2 separate regions of the Mus musculus genome follow, and region 1 is linked to region 2. The links are chromatin loops, found by intact Hi-C in ENCODE. Cell type or tissue: heart. All regions are shown on one strand. Links, peaks and the distances in the headings refer to the core of each region. The heading gives the core; the rest is flanking DNA. Region 1 overlaps Bsg (basigin). Region 2 holds the start of Rnf126 (ring finger protein 126).

Evidence for each region. Peaks named below come from ENCODE experiments on the same cell type or tissue, not always from the same donor. Only the 100,000 strongest peaks of a DNase experiment are listed, where the experiment ranks them.
Region 1: it touches region 2 in a loop (3-fold over the local background); 5 of 42 quality-filtered maps call a loop at or near these places.

The regions. Positions count from the first base shown.
Region 1 is chr10:79,706,902-79,711,281 of GRCm38, reverse strand. Bsg (basigin) reads right to left here. Exons shown (of 8, transcript NM_009768.2): 2 at 2,238-2,585; 3 at 1,455-1,611; 4 at 1,142-1,224; 5 at 880-1,022; 6 at 362-644; 7 at 2-26. Among named protein-coding and RNA genes, the nearest start is that of Bsg, 4.7 kb to the right of the region's middle. In heart, for the core only: no CTCF peak of the experiment used is centred there; DNase peaks (open chromatin) are centred at 1,801 and 2,441; H3K4me3 peaks cover 2,592 bases; H3K27ac peaks cover 2,164 bases.
Region 2 is chr10:79,763,752-79,768,131 of GRCm38, reverse strand. Rnf126 (ring finger protein 126) reads left to right here and starts at 1,180. Exons shown (of 9, transcript NM_144528.3): 1 at 1,180-1,379. The coding sequence starts at 1,305. In heart, for the core only: no CTCF peak of the experiment used is centred there; DNase peaks (open chromatin) are centred at 551, 1,031, 1,971, 2,664 and 1 weaker place; H3K4me3 peaks cover 3,603 bases; H3K27ac peaks cover 2,743 bases.

The DNA.
Region 1 (4,380 bases), core at 285-4,284, 57 kb after region 2:
CAGTGGGGCGGCGCCAGGGTCATCCTCTGCAGCCAGGAGCAGCCACATGAAAGAGAAAGGACATGTGTCAGGGCTCGTGTGAACTTGGCCCCACACTGCCACCCTCATGGTGCTGCAGAAGTGTCGTACATCAGATGATCAACACATGGTGAGGCCAACACATCCTACCCCAGCTCGCCATGCAGTGTACAGCTAGAGGCACCCACAGCCCCAAGTCCTCACAGCGAGCTCCCCAGAGGACAGCAGCTTGTGGCCAAGTGATGGAGGAAGGAGGAGGGTGAGCTACAAGCAGACCCCACTCTCCTCCAGGTGGACACACTGAGGGCATCCCACCCACTCACCCAGACCCAGGACTGCTCACCGTCCAGGGTCTGGTCTGGCTTCCGCCTCTTCTCATAGATAAAGATGATGGTAACCAACACCAGGACCTCAGCCACGATGCCTAGGAAGGGCCAGAGGGCTGCCATGCGGCTCCGCACACGCAGTGAGATGGTTTCCCGAGTAGTGCCCTGGGCGTTGGTGGCATTACACACGTAGGTGCCAGGGTCAACATTTACGTCAAGGTTGCTGATGGTCAGCTGTGACTTCTCAGGCGTGGATACCACCACATACTTGCCATTGGCTTCAGTGCTATTGGTGATTGCCTAGGGAGAAGGGCTTGTCATGTCATGCTAGAGTCTGTCCTACACTGTCCCAGATCCCCACACCAAAGCGTCCTCTCCTGTGTCCCCTCTGATGCTCTTATCCCCACTCCCATTCCTAGCACCCGGTGCCCCTTCTGCCGCCTCCCCTACCCCCATGTCCAGAACCTCATGCTCCCACTGCAGCCTGGTCCTTGGCACCACTCAAGCTCCATGTCCTTAGCCTCACAGCCCTTACCTCTTCTTCCCCAGTGTCAGAGGTCTTAAACCAGAACCAATCTGTAATAGGAGGGTAGGATGCATCGGACTTGCAGACCAGTTTCGCAAGCTCTCCCTCACTGGAATGCTCTGATTTCTTTCCGACCTTGATCCTGGGTGGCCCTGTGAGGATGAGAACCCTGATGCCCAAGCACGTTGTAGACTGCTCTCAGCCCCAACACCAGTCCCTGGCCTTCACGCCAGCCACCTCCTGGCCCGCCCCCACCACTCCCACAGATTACCTTCCACATTGATCTCGCTTCTGCCCACAGGCTCAGGAAGGAAGATGCAGGAATATTCCCCAGAGCGGTCATCTGCGTCCACTCTGCAGGGGACAGAGCCTCGGTGAGGTAAGGAACTCCCAAGGCATGGTGGCCACCTCCCCACCAGGGCTCTCTGTGCAGATCATAGGGCCTTGGGCTCTCTCACGCTATACAGGTAAGGCCACCCAGCCAATCCAGAGCTGTGTGGAGCCTGGCACTGCTACACGTCAGGATGGAGGCAGGTCCCCATGGACAGCATCAGGACAGGGTCCTTTGAGCACTGTGGACTCACATGTACTTCGTATGCAGGTCGGGCAGAGTGTCCTCCTGCAGTACCTTGCCACCTCTCATCCAGCGGTGGCCAACGATGTCAACGCCACTGCTGTTCAAAGAGCAGGTAAGCTGTGTTTTGGAGTTGACTTCCTGGACAGAGGTTTGGATGGTGCCCGCTGAAGCCACAGGGAGAAAGAGTATAAGCTCAGCATAGTAGTCAGCCCCACTCTGTGAGGTCTGCTGTTGGAATCACAGCGGCTGACAGTCTACAGCCCCAGACGGCTAAAGCAAGCTGATGCTGCACTACAAACCACTTCAAGATAAGAGACGCAGCTGCCCAAGCCCCGCCTGCTGCTCCCACAGCCATGTGGTCCCCTCACTGTTATCTGACCGTCACTCAGAACTGGACACTAAACCCCCAGAGGGCTCTGCAAAGTCTGGCTGGAATTTTCAGGTTTGCAGTAGACAGTCAGAGCGAACACTTGGGCAGCAGACCCCACCCCTGCCAGACAATCACAGGGGAGGCAGGGGAGGCAGGAGAGCAGGTGCATGGAGCAGAGCAGGACGGGAGGTCAGGGCGGTGCACAGCAGACCAAAGGCCTGGGGTGCGAACCGAGGAGCCACCTGGAAGAGGGCAGGGCCAACCTGCACCCAGCAAGGACACTGATGAGTGTTCAGCTCACCCGTGTGCCCAGGGGAGTCTCAATGAGTGGTAGGGCAGAGCAGCATCTGGTTCTACAAAGTGGGAGCCAGGGTTGGGTGGCACGAGAGGTAAACAGAAACAGGTGCCCTGGCCACTCACGTTCAAGGACCACCACGCTCGCCTGGGCACGGACCCACTTGACCCTGGGTGGCCGAGTAAGGTGGTTGCGGTCTGGGTCACTGCTGGCCCGGCACTCGTAAGTGCCTGTGTCCTCTGCGGTGAGCCCATCAACAGAGAGCGAACTGGCTGCATGCTGACGGTAGGCGGCATGGATGTGAACACGGTCCAGCCGGGCACCATCCCAGAGCTGGGAGCAGCTGTCGTTTGGAGCATTCCCTTCAAACCACCACTGGATCTCGGGGATGGGGCTGCCCACAGCCTCACAGTGCAGGACCACGCTGCCCCCCGCCCACCGCTCCTGCGACAGTGGTGCCTTGAGGAAACCAGCTATGGGAAAGGGTTAGTACCCGTTACTACAAGGAAGGACAGCCACCAGGGCCTGCCACAGGGGCCAACACAACACAGCAAACTCCATTTCTTTTCTGCTTGCGGGGAGAAGTATGAAGTTAGGTAGACAACAAAACACAAAGGGCTGGGTAAAAGTGGTAACCACCAAGCCTAAAGCCGCAGTCCAACCCCAAGACCCATGCGGCGAAGTACCTGTGTGCAACTAATGTACACACACACACACACACACACACACACACACACACACACACGAAATGTAATTAAAAAACGAAAACAGAGTAAAAGCCAGGTGTTGTGGCTCGCTTATAATCCCACCACTTAGGAGGAGGTCTATACAGGAGGATTGCTAGGAGTTCCAGGCCAGCTGGGCTATGTGTTTAAAGTTGTCTCCAAAAAAGAAAAAAACAAAAACAAACAAATACTTCAAGACAGGGCCTCTCAGTATTACATAGGGACCTGGAACACTCAGACCTGTATGCCTGCCCCAAACACATGTCCTGTGGGAAGGCAGGTCTTTGCATGCCTACACAAGGTGTGGTTGCTGTCTGGAAGTACAAGTATATGGGTTTAGGCTTAGGCTTTAGGCCCTGTAGTGGGGGTGGGGGGGTGGGATGGCAGCAGGATAAGCTCCAGGACCAAGAGTGACACCTAGAGCCTGGGAGGCCTCAAGGCCCCTGGGGTATGAACGACACAGCAGCTTTGGTAGAGGTTTCCTGGTAACCTACATTCCAGAGCTGCGATCTGTGGGACTGCCCAACCTGCAGTTGCAGGCACGTGGGTAGGCTGAGTCAGGAGGAGGCCACAGCAGTGAGTGCCCTTTCCCTTAGTCCCCTTCCCTGTTTACTGCTCCAGGATGTCTGTATCAACTCCACTCCATCTAGGACTGTCAGGAAAGACGGATGCCCTGAAGACCCCAGCCCCAGCTAGGTTTCTGAAGAGACACTATACTGTGGGTGTCATCAGTCTGGGACATGGCTACCATGTTCCCAAGGACCATGCGCCTAATGGCCACATTTCAGCCCTTTTAGGACCAACTAAATGACCCATAATCTAGTCTCAGGAATGCAGGGTGCCCTGTGGTACTCCCTTGACATCTGTCCAACCTTCCCACACGGAGCCTAGCTAGCATTGCTTAGGGGTAACCACTAACTATGATCCCAACCCCAGGAGCCTCCACAGCTTGGCCATGTGACTTGTAGCCCACAGCTTGCAGCATGTCCCCACAGTCCCTCCTTCCTGCCTACTGGCAGACAGGTGAGAGCAGGGCCAGCCTGAGGCATTGGGTAAACAAGCCAGCACCACAGGGTGCAGGGAGGGAGGGGGGCACTGTTCTAGAGGGCAGCCCACAGGCAGTCTCCTGCTATCCAGTGCTGACCCAGGCTGTTGGCTTGTCACCTCTCTCACCATGTCATCTAGAAGCCTGAGGAATTATTAGGGTTAAATTAGATCTGGGTAAGCGCTGGGGTAACACCCTGCAGTGAGTGTCTGAGTTGGCCTAGCCAGGGAGGCCAGCCTAGTCACTCACTCAGAGCAAGCATGCGAAATCAGGGTGTGAAGTGCTTGGAGCAGCCTGAAGAGACCCTAATATCAAATTCAGCCTCATAATCAGGAAACCTTAAGTGTCCATGCCACAGGGTAGCCCTCTGAGCAGAGCCCCTCCCCCACTGCATAGTGGGAAACACATCACTGGTTGACCTGGGCCCTGCCCAGGCTGTAGGCTATGGGTCTGTTCCCAGGAAAGGTTAGGACCTGCCCGTAAGCTACACTCTGTGCT
Region 2 (4,380 bases), core at 100-4,099:
CAGACATGATACTCCCTTCTGCCCGGCACTGTTTTTACAGATTATCAGGTGTACATAAGTGTATGTAGGAGGGCTGTAGAGACCGCGTGAAAAGGCAACATTGCAGCCGAGACTCCGGAGTTTGGGGGACCAAGCACTTGGAGGCACAGGCAGTGCAGTGCAAGCAAATATCCACAGGCAAGCTTGTCTGGAAGGCTAAATGAGGGGAAGGAAGCTGGGAAATGAGGGCTTGATGGTTCGAAGAAGAGGAGGAGTCTCTTAGGCCCCGTCCCTCACTTTTTTTTTTTTTTTTTTTTTAGGGATAGCCCTAACAACTTAAGCCATTGGCAAGGCAACCAAGTCCCGCCCCTCAAGGACTCCAACTTCGCGACTGTACTTGGCTTTCCGAGGCCTCTACATCCAATCCCGTATGCCGGAGAAACTCAGCCCTGTCGACTACATCCCCGCTCTGGAGATAGTCACCCGCCTTCAGGCTTGCCCATCCTCGTTGCCAAGGAGACGGCCCCCGCAAGCTTGGAGCTCCGCCTCCAGGCTCACGCCAAATTCCTAGGCGGATTCCAGGATTGGTCCCGTCGCTGTCTCGTCACCATGGAAACCCGGCCCCGCCCTGCGCAGGCTCAGCCTGCGGACCCTAAAGCTTTCCAGTTGCCTACAGGTTATAACCTACCCCAGGTTGCCAAAGAGACATCCCGGGCCCCCACGAAGGCCCCGCCCTTTGGTCGCGGAGGCTTCCCCGAGGCCCTGTCCCACGCAGGTTGCCAAAAAGTCTTCTCCCCCACGTAGCCCCGCCGCTCGCTGGCCCCCCATCTCTGACTTCTTCTGCTTCCATGTCTGACTTCACCTCCTAAAGTCATCGCCAAGGCGACCCGCCTTCGCGCTGTCCCTGGACTTCCGCACTCTTCAAGCGTGACTCCGCCCTTCCACCCCCAAGTGCCAAGCCCTCTAGACTCCGCCCACACCAGATAGGCCACGCCCCCAAGATGCTCTGCAGTCTTGACCCTCACCTCCGTCCCGGTTACTAAGGAGACTAGGCTCCGCCGCTTCGCCCCCAGGCTCCGCCCCACACACTGGACCCAGGTCTCTGGCTTCCGGAAATACTTATTTTGTCCTAGTGCGGCCACCGTTCTCCACGAGTCAGCCCCCCGCAGCGCGTTGCCCGCGTTTCTCCGCGAGCCCCACGCCTGCCGTGCGTGCCGTGCGTGCCATGCGTGAGCGTGCGCGGGCGCGTCGGCCGGCGAGGGAGCAGCAAACGGCCGGCGGCAGGCGCCGCGCGGGGGGCGGGCGGCGCGGAGGCGGCGGTGGCCATGGCCGAGGCGTCGCCGCAGCCCGGACGGTACTTCTGCCACTGCTGCTCGGTAGAGATCGTGCCGCGCCTGCCGGTGAGACCTGGGCGGGAGGGCCGTGGAGCTGTGCGCGCGAAGCTGGCTAGAGGGGAAATTGAGACCCGGCGGGGTGCGAGCAGCGTGGCGGGCAGGTCCAAGAACCTAGGGCGGCGGCGGGGTCGCCCGAGGGACGCAGGCTTGGTCGGACCCGGTGGGGCTCGGAAGCTGAGCTCCGCGCTGGGGACGGCCGCCGAGCGCGTGGCCAGGACGCGGGGGCGCGCGGCGCGGCCTCGAGCGCCGCCCCGGGCCTCGCTGCTGCGCCCAGAGGAGCTGCGAATCCGACGGCGGAGCTGGAGGGTCTGGGAAGGTCGTACCTGCACCTCCTTGCCTGTTACAGGCCTTGTGCTAAGGCTTCAGTGTGGCTTTGACCAGTTGCATCCCCCGGTCCCCACCTGGTTGTCCCCTGGCCTCCTGCTTCTTCCTCGTAGCTTTGGACATATCTATCCTGAGGACCCTGCTTGGGTGTCCTGCATCTTTTCCGGTTCAAGGTGGTTTTGTCCAGGTGCATGCCAGGGATCCTGCAAGTTTCTTGAGAGTGACTTTGACTAGGCTGGTATCCCCAGGCCTCCTCTCCCAGGACAGAACCTCCCACCTTCCAGGCATCCCTTGTTTCATACCCAGGTTTGAGGCTCGCTCCTGGAAAGGTGATCGCTCAGTACTTGCAACCTACCGTGGCCTTTCCAGGCCAAGCGTGGAGCCTGCTCCTGCCCTTCGAGGTGGAAGCCTGGGTGGGTCCTTGAAGAAGTAGTAGCTAGTTTGGTGTAAGCCAATCTACCATTGCGGAGAAGGTGGTGGAGTAATTAGCCAGAGTCTGTCAGGGTGACGACGGGGTGGGTGGTAAGAGGTGCTGTAGTTCCTTCTGGTCTCTGCACTCTCCCTCTGGATGGTGACACCATGACATTCTTCAGGGCGATTAACTCCAAGAATTCAGGTGGTGGCATACACCTTTTATTTCAGCACTTGGGAGGCAGAGGCAGGCCGATGTCTGAGTTTGAGGCCAACTGTTAGTTCCAGGACAGACAGGAACCCTGTCTAGGAAGGGGGGCAGCTTGGAGAGAGTGGTATGTGGGGTGCCAGGTGAACCTGGAACATAGGAATTGATTGTTATTTCTACTTGTGTTTCCTGTGCCTCAGCCTTGCCTCCCCAGATCTGCCTTGACGCCCCTGGACTGGGGACTATGCTGCCCCTTGGCACCATTGTGAGCTCTGGGAACTGTTTTCTGTAAGGAGATGGCCAGACCCAGGTGTACACCTAGCTGTCAGGTTTCCTTACTGGGACCAGAGCAGCACCAGGTTCTGGCTCAGTGCCCTTGAATAAGGAGGACCCTGACCTCTCAACTGCCACTGTGCCTGGCACGAGCCTACCTGTAAGCCCCAGTGACCCAGCATGGTCTTTGTTCTTACAGGGTTTGTATAGGCCAGCCAGTCAGGGAGTGACAAGTGTTTAAACAGAGCATGGGGGATGTTTTGTTTTGTTTCTCCAGACAGGGTTTCTCTGTGTAACAGCTCTGGCTGTCCTGGGACTCACTCTGTAGACCAGGCTGGCCTTGAATTCACAGAGATCTGCTTGCCTCTGCCTCTCAAGTACTGAGATTAAAGGCGTGTTCCGCCACCACCTGACCGGCATGGGTGGTTTTTGTATGAGCAGCTAGTGTGGGACAGGGAGCAGGGGCAGGTCTGTGGGTTCAGTGAGACTTGCCATGGCCCACACTCCAGAATAGGCCGTCCTATGCGGTGTTAGTTTCAGCTGCCTCTCAGACACCTGAGTTAACCGCCAGAGACACCCAGTTCCAGTGGTGGCATCTTCGCAGGCCCTGTGCTACCTCTTGCTGCTTTGCTCTAAGGTCAGATGGGTCTCAGCACAGGGTCGATTGTCAGCTGTAGCCCGAGCACAACCTTGGTGTATCAGCTGCCCATTGTGCTGCTCTCCCCAGACAAGTGAGCAGGGTTCTAATGCAGTGGCTCACAACTTTCCTAGTGCTGGGACACTTTAATACAGTTCCTCATGTGGTGACCCCAACTATACAATTATTTTGTTGCTACGTCGTATCTATAATTACGATACTGTTATAAATTGTAATGTAAATATATCTTACTAGCAGATTATCTGATACGGAACCCCTGTGAAAAAATCCTTCAACCCCAGAGAGGTTGTGGTCCACAGGTTGAGAACAGCTGTTCTAATAGGTAGCTTGTGCCTGTGCGGCTATGGCTGCAGCAGTGGCAGAGCTTCAGAGCTTCAGGGTGTTGGGAAGATGGCTTGTCTGGGAACGTGTCAGCAGGAAACAGATGAGTTGGCGAGAGGTGTGGGCAATGCGAGCCTAGACTTGATCGTCTGCTGGGTGTGTTGGTGGAGGCCATGTGATGTACAGGTGTGGACTCGGGGTGTCCATGGGCAGGCACCTGCAGCCTGCCTCCTTGTTTTACCTGCTCATGGGTCCAGGGAAGCAGATAAGGGAAGCCGATGCCTGCTGCTTGTGTGAGCACAGTGCCTGGCATGGGATCAAGCATGAGAGGTCCTGGCCTGGGTCCTGGGCAGAGACACTCCACAGACAGGGTCCCCGGCATAGTGGAGGTGTTCAGAGGGCAAGGCCATGTGCCGAGCAAAGTGATACATAGGCTGGCGAGACGGGTAGTGGCTGGCTTCTGGAGATATGTCACACAAACATGACCAAGGATGACGATTTTACACTAGGAGCCTTGGGCAGGGAGCTGGGTCTTTGGCTCCCTGTGTCTCACAACCCATCAGTTCCAGAAGCTACTGATCCTGTACAGAGTAGAGTAGGGCAGAGCAGAGGTCTGCAGACAGTAACGCTGTGGCCAGAGGCCCTCTCCAGCCCACTCAGCCCCCCACCCGTCCTGTAAGCACTCAGAATAGTCCTTCAGTATGTGTTACAAAGGTCATCTGAGTGTAGGGGACCCTATGTCCTGTGATATCCTACAGTCAGGTCTGAGACTGTAGGGGCTGGGATTGGGGGTCTTGTCTGGGCAGGATGTC